2 separate regions of the Homo sapiens genome follow, and region 1 is linked to region 2. Evidence: chromatin loops called from intact Hi-C (ENCODE). Cell type or tissue: natural killer cell. All regions are shown on one strand. Each heading gives the region's core, and the rest is flanking DNA. Links, peaks and the distances in the headings are about the cores only. Region 1 overlaps CHN2 (chimerin 2). Region 2 overlaps CHN2 (chimerin 2).

Region 1 (2,806 bases), core at 186-2,685, 75 kb before region 2:
TGGGCAGAACACATTACTGAAATTACTTCAAATAAATACCAGCATTGGATGCTCATAGAGGTCACCTAATGGAATGACTTTAAAAAGGAAGGAAATCTGCACAGTTTAGTGGTTATATATGGGCTCTGCCCTCACAAAATTGTATGTTAGATATCGTTATACACAAACCTTTTAAAATTAGATTATTTTAAAGAGCAATAAAGTAAGTGGTGCACCAGGCGTGGTGGGTTACACCTGTAATCCAAGCACTTTGGGAGGCTGAGGCAGGCAGATCACTTGAGGTCAGGAGTTCAAGACCAGCCTGGCCAACATGGTGAAACTTCATCTCTACAAAACATACAAAAATTAGCCAGGCATGGTGGCGTGAGCCTGTAATCCCAGCTACTCGGGAGGCTGAGGCAGGAGAATCGCTTGAATCTGGAAGGCAGAGGTTGCAGTGAGCCAAGATTGTGCCACTGTATTCCAGCCTGGGTGACAGAGCCAGACTCAGCCTCAAAAAACAAACAACAACCAAAAAAACAACTTTCTATCTAACTGCACAGAAGGTCTCTTCTGTGTATCACAGTACTAGTTTGATAAGATACTTAGAAGGAAAACTTCAGGTATTTGGAATTAGCACCATGTAGAATATTTCATATCACAAATACACATAGTTGTTCTTAACACATGTCAAAGAAAGTGTTAACCTTGCTTTGTGTCACTTACAAAAGTAACCCTTGTGGTTAATACTTTAAACTATTTCTCTATACTAGGCTAAACTAAAGAGAGTGTATTAAAGAGAGTTAAATTATATCAGGATTAGAGTGTCAATTTAGATGATAAAGATCTTTCTTTGAAATCAGTAGAGAGAATAGATTAAATATAATTGTTTTCTTTGTGTTGACTTCATTCAATTCTCTAATCCTTTTCTTCTTTAACTAATTGTTTCTCTTACTTTTGTCAATTAAAGTGAACCTTCCTTACTAAAAAGAAACTAGATTTTAATGGGTGTAGACTTTCAGTTTTGCAAAAGAGAAACAATTCTGAAGATGGATGGTGGTGATGGTTTTACAACAGTGTGAATGTGATTAATGCCACTGACTGTATACTTGAAAATGGTGAAGATGGGGGTGCAGGGGGAGGGAGGGCATCAGGAAAACCAGCTAATATATGTCAGGCTTAATACCTAGGTGATGATGGGTTGACAGGTGCAGCAAACCACCGTGGCACACGTTTACCTATGTAATAAACCTGCACATCCTGCACATATACCCCGGAACTTAAAATAAATCGTGAAGATGGTAAAATTTATGTTATATGTATTTTACCACAATTTAAAATAAGAATCCCTTCTCCCCTCTCCCCTCTCCCCCTCCCCTTTGCACGGTCCTCGTCTCCCCTTTGCATGGTCTCCCTCTGATGCCGAGCCGAGGCTGGACTGTACTGCCGCCATCTCGGCTCACTGCAGCCTCCCTGCCTGACTCTCCTGCCTCAGCCTGCCGAGTGCCTGGGATTGCAGGCACGCGCCGCCACGCCTGACTGGTTTTCGTATTTTTTGGTGGAGACGGGGTTTCGCCGTGTTGGCCGGGCTGGTCTCCAGCTCCTGACTGCGAGTGGTCTGCCCGCCTCGGCCTCCCGAGGTGCCGGGATTGCAGACGGAGTCTCGCTCACTCAGTGCTCAATGTTGCCCAGGCTGGAGTGCAGTGGCGTGATCTCGGATCGCTACAACCTCCACCTCCCAGCCGCCTGCCTTGGCCTCCCAAGGTGCTGAGATTGCAGCCTCTGCCCGGCCGCCACCCCGTATAGGAAGTGAGGAGCGTCTCTGCCTGGCCGCCCATCGTCTGGGATGTGAGGAGCCCCTCTGCCTGGCCGCCCAGTCCGGGAAGTGAGGAGCGCCTCTTTCCAGCCGCCACCCTGTCTAGGAAGTGAGGAGCGTCTCTGCCTCGCTGCCCATTATCTGGGATGTGAGGAGCCCCTCTGCCCGGCCGCCCAGTATGGGAAGTGAGGAGCGCCTCTTCCCGGCCGTCATCCCGTCTAGGAAGTGAGGAGTGTCTCTGCCCGGCCGCCCATCATCTGGGATGTGGGGAGCGCCTCTGCCCCGCCGCCCCATCTGAGATGTGAAGAGTGCCTCTGCCCGGCTGCGACCCCGTCTGGGAGGTGAGGGGCGTCTCTGACCGGCCGCCTCGTCTGAGAAGTGAGGAGCCCCTCCGCCCGGCAGCCGCCCCATCTGGGAAGTGAGGAGCGTCTCCGCCCGGCAGCCTCCCTGTCCGGGAGCTGGGGGGCAGCCCCCGCCCGGCCAGCCGCCCCGTCTGGGAGGTGGGGGGGCAGCCCCCGCCCAGCCAGCCGCCCCATCCGGGAGCTGGGGGGCAGGCCCCGGGTGGGGGGTGGGGGGCAGCCCCCATCCGGCCGCCGCCCCGTCCGGGAGGTGGGGGGCGCCTCTGCCTGGCTGCCCCGTCTGGGAAGTGAGGAGCCCCTCTGCCCGGCCGCCACCCCGTCTGGGAGGTGGGGGGCCCCCTCTGCCTGGCCGCCCTGTCTGGGAAGTGAGGAGCCCCTCTGCCCGGCCACCACCCCGTCTGGGAGGTGGGGGGCCCCTCTGCCCAGCAGCCCCGTCTGGGAAGTGAGGAGCCCCTCTGCCCGGCCGTAACCCCGTCTGGGAGGTGTACCCAACAGCTCATTGAGAGCGGGCCATGATGACAATGGCGGTTTTGTGGAATAGAAAAGGGAGAAATGTGGGGAAAAGAAAGAGAGATCAGATTGTTATTGTGTCTGTGTAGAAAGAAGTAGACCTGGGAGACTCCATTTTGTTCTGTACTAGGAAAAATTCTTC
Region 2 (2,806 bases), core at 244-2,743:
GTCAAGGGTGAGGATCACTTGAGCCCAGGAGTTCAAGTGCAGCCTGAGCAACACAGTAAGACTCTGTCTCTACAAAAAAATTCAAAAATTAGCTGGGTGTGGTAGCATGCATTTGTAGTCTTAGCTTCTTGGGAAGCCAAGGTGGAAGGATTTCTTGAGCCTAGGAGTTAGAGACCAGGAGTTCAAGTCCAACCTGCAACATAGTGAGACCCTGTCTCTACAAAAAAAAATTTTTAATTAGCTAAGCATAGTACTGCACACCTGTAGTCCTTGCTACTCCAGAGTCTGAGGCAGAAGGATCTCTATAGCCCAGGAGTCTGAGTTTACAATGAACCATGATTGTGCCACTGTACTCCAGCCTGAGTAACAGAGCAAGATTCTGTCTCAAAAAAAAAAAAAAAAAAAAAAAAAAAAAAGCTTCACATGCAAACCAGAAAGTCTCCTTGCTTCTCAGAATGCTTGAAGTGAAAACAACAAGCATTCCACCTTTCTCTCCCTCCCTGGCACAGGGCCTGGCAAACTCCTACTCATCCGTCACTGCCCAGCTCCAATGTCATCTCCTCTGTGAGGTCTTCCTTGTTAGCTTCCCATTCGCCCCTGCCAGGAACCTGGCTCCTGTCTTCCGGCACCCACCACCCTTGCATGCACTCCTTCATACACTCCCCTCTGCTTGCTTCCCCTCTAGGATTGGGTGCTGCTTCAGGGAAAGGACTTTGTCATCTTTGTGTACCCAGTGCCTAACTTGGGATCAGGAATAGAGTGATGGGTAAATGTTTGTTAAATGGAGAGAGGAGAACATGAACAAATGATCTTTTATAAAGGCACAGGTGTGTAAATATACAATTCCTCCTTATGACCGTGCTGCTGAAAATAGATAAACAGAGGGTACCAGTACAAACAGCTTCAGACAGGAGCTAACTATTAAGGAAAGGTTTGTTTTAATTTTAGTTTCAGACTCTGGTAGTGGAAGTAGGAACTTTCACATGCTGCGATTAGGAAGACAAATGTCCCACTGTGCAAACAGCAAGAGGATATGACTGCTGCCAGCACGCAGTACAGCTGTCCCCAACTCTATGAAGACATGCAACACTCATAACAGCAGAGTGCGGAGAGGGGGTCTATTCTTCTCACTCTGTTATGTAATGTGAATACTTTCTCTTGCGGAAATCATTGGGACCACTTGTTGTTTGCCTTACTCTTAACCCTTTAATCATAGACCTACTGATGCTGTCACCCAGGCTGCCACGGGGTGACAGGAAAGCTTTCCTTCCTGCATACATTTGTTCAAGCATTTGGCATGGAAGTGATAAATGCATGCTAATGCAGAGCTTAATGTGGAGCTTTCAGTTAGCATCTTGCAGGTTGTGAGGGATTGTTTCGGCTGTTGGGTCCTTACTCTTGCTTCTTCCTGTACATCACAGACACGCTTCCTGTGCTGTTTGTTGCTCTGTGGTGTGGTTGATGGGGTGTCTGAAGTGTTGCTAATGCAGTGCGTGTGATCTTTAGAAATATTTTCCCTGAAGTTATTTTTAAAGCAAGTGATAAGAAACCACAGAACACCAAAACCCAGAAGGAAAGGAAAACTGGAGGCTCCCAGTCTCAGGAGGCTTCAAGAATCAGAGCCAACTAGACAGCCTGACTGGGCCCCATCTATTTTTACTGGTCTTACAGTAAGGGGTAAGGTTTAGGTTGGAAATAGATGAAGGCAGGCTTAATATACTTACAGAGAGACTGAAGTAACAGCTTGAATGTTGTGACATAAATGAGTTTGATTGCTATGATAAAATATGGTAGGTCAGTCTTCCCAAGATGACTATTGGGTGTACATGTTACTGGCCATAATTTATTCTTATGGGATACAAATGAGTTGGCCAACTTTGGGCAAGGCACCATCCTCTGTGGGCTTCAGATTCCAAGTCTGTAAGATGGGATAAGAGTACCCACCTCATAGTGCTGTTTGGAAATGAAGTGTGATAATATATGTGCAGTCCTAGGACATTGCAGTGTCTAGTATGAGAGACAGAATTTTGTAATGAAGAAAAGTATGCTTTTCAGATCCGGACAATGCTAGATTTGAATATTCAGCTTCACTATATGATTAATATATGTGATTATTTATGTGATTCTGGGCAACCTCACTATTCCTCTGTTTATTTGCCTGTACAATGGGACTAATAATACCTGTTTTATAAGCTGGTTGTGAGTTTTTTGTTTGTTTGTTTTGCCACAGAGTCTTGCTCTGTTACCCAGGCTGGAGTGCAGTGATGCGATCTCAGCTCATTGCAACCTCCATCTCCCAGGTTCAAGCAATTCTCATGCCTCAGCCTCCTGAGTAGCTGGGATTGCAGGCTAGTGCCACCATGCCTGGCTAATTTTTGTATCTTTTAGTAGAGACAGGGTTTCACCACGTTGGCCAGGCTGGTCTTGAACTTTTGACCTCCAGTGATCTCCCTCTCTCAGCCTCCCAAAGTGCTGAGATTACAGGCATGAGCCACTGCACCCAGCCCTGGTTATGAGTATTAAATAAGACACTGCATACAAAACATCTAACAACGTAATGAAAGACTATTAATAAAGGCTAAGATATCTACATGATATCTGTCAAAATTATCTTTCACAAAAGGAATGTTATCTTAGATTTTATTTTATACAAAGCCTGTCATACTATTGGATTACTCAGTTAATTTATTTTGAACCCTCAATTACATTCTGGAAAAGTCACAGTAGACTTGAAATGATGTTAATCAGGGATAGTTTTGGACCTTTGTAGTGGTCACTTCATGGAATCATTTTTAAAAAAGGAAGC

Evidence for each region. Peaks named below come from ENCODE experiments on the same cell type or tissue, not always from the same donor. Only the 100,000 strongest peaks of a DNase experiment are listed, where the experiment ranks them.
Region 1: it touches region 2 in a loop (6-fold over the local background); 4 of 110 quality-filtered maps call a loop at or near these places.

The regions. Positions count from the first base shown.
Region 1 is chr7:29,261,674-29,264,479 of GRCh38, forward strand. All of the region lies in intron 1 of CHN2 (chimerin 2), which reads left to right. Among named protein-coding and RNA genes, the nearest start is that of CHN2-AS1, 54 kb to the left of the region's middle. In natural killer cell, for the core only: no CTCF peak of the experiment used is centred there; no DNase peak of the experiment used is centred there.
Region 2 is chr7:29,336,374-29,339,179 of GRCh38, forward strand. The region is part of intron 1 of CHN2 (chimerin 2); the gene reads left to right. Among named protein-coding and RNA genes, the nearest start is that of CHN2-AS1, 130 kb to the left of the region's middle. In natural killer cell, for the core only: no CTCF peak of the experiment used is centred there; a DNase peak (open chromatin) is centred at 1,418; H3K27ac peaks cover 1,179 bases.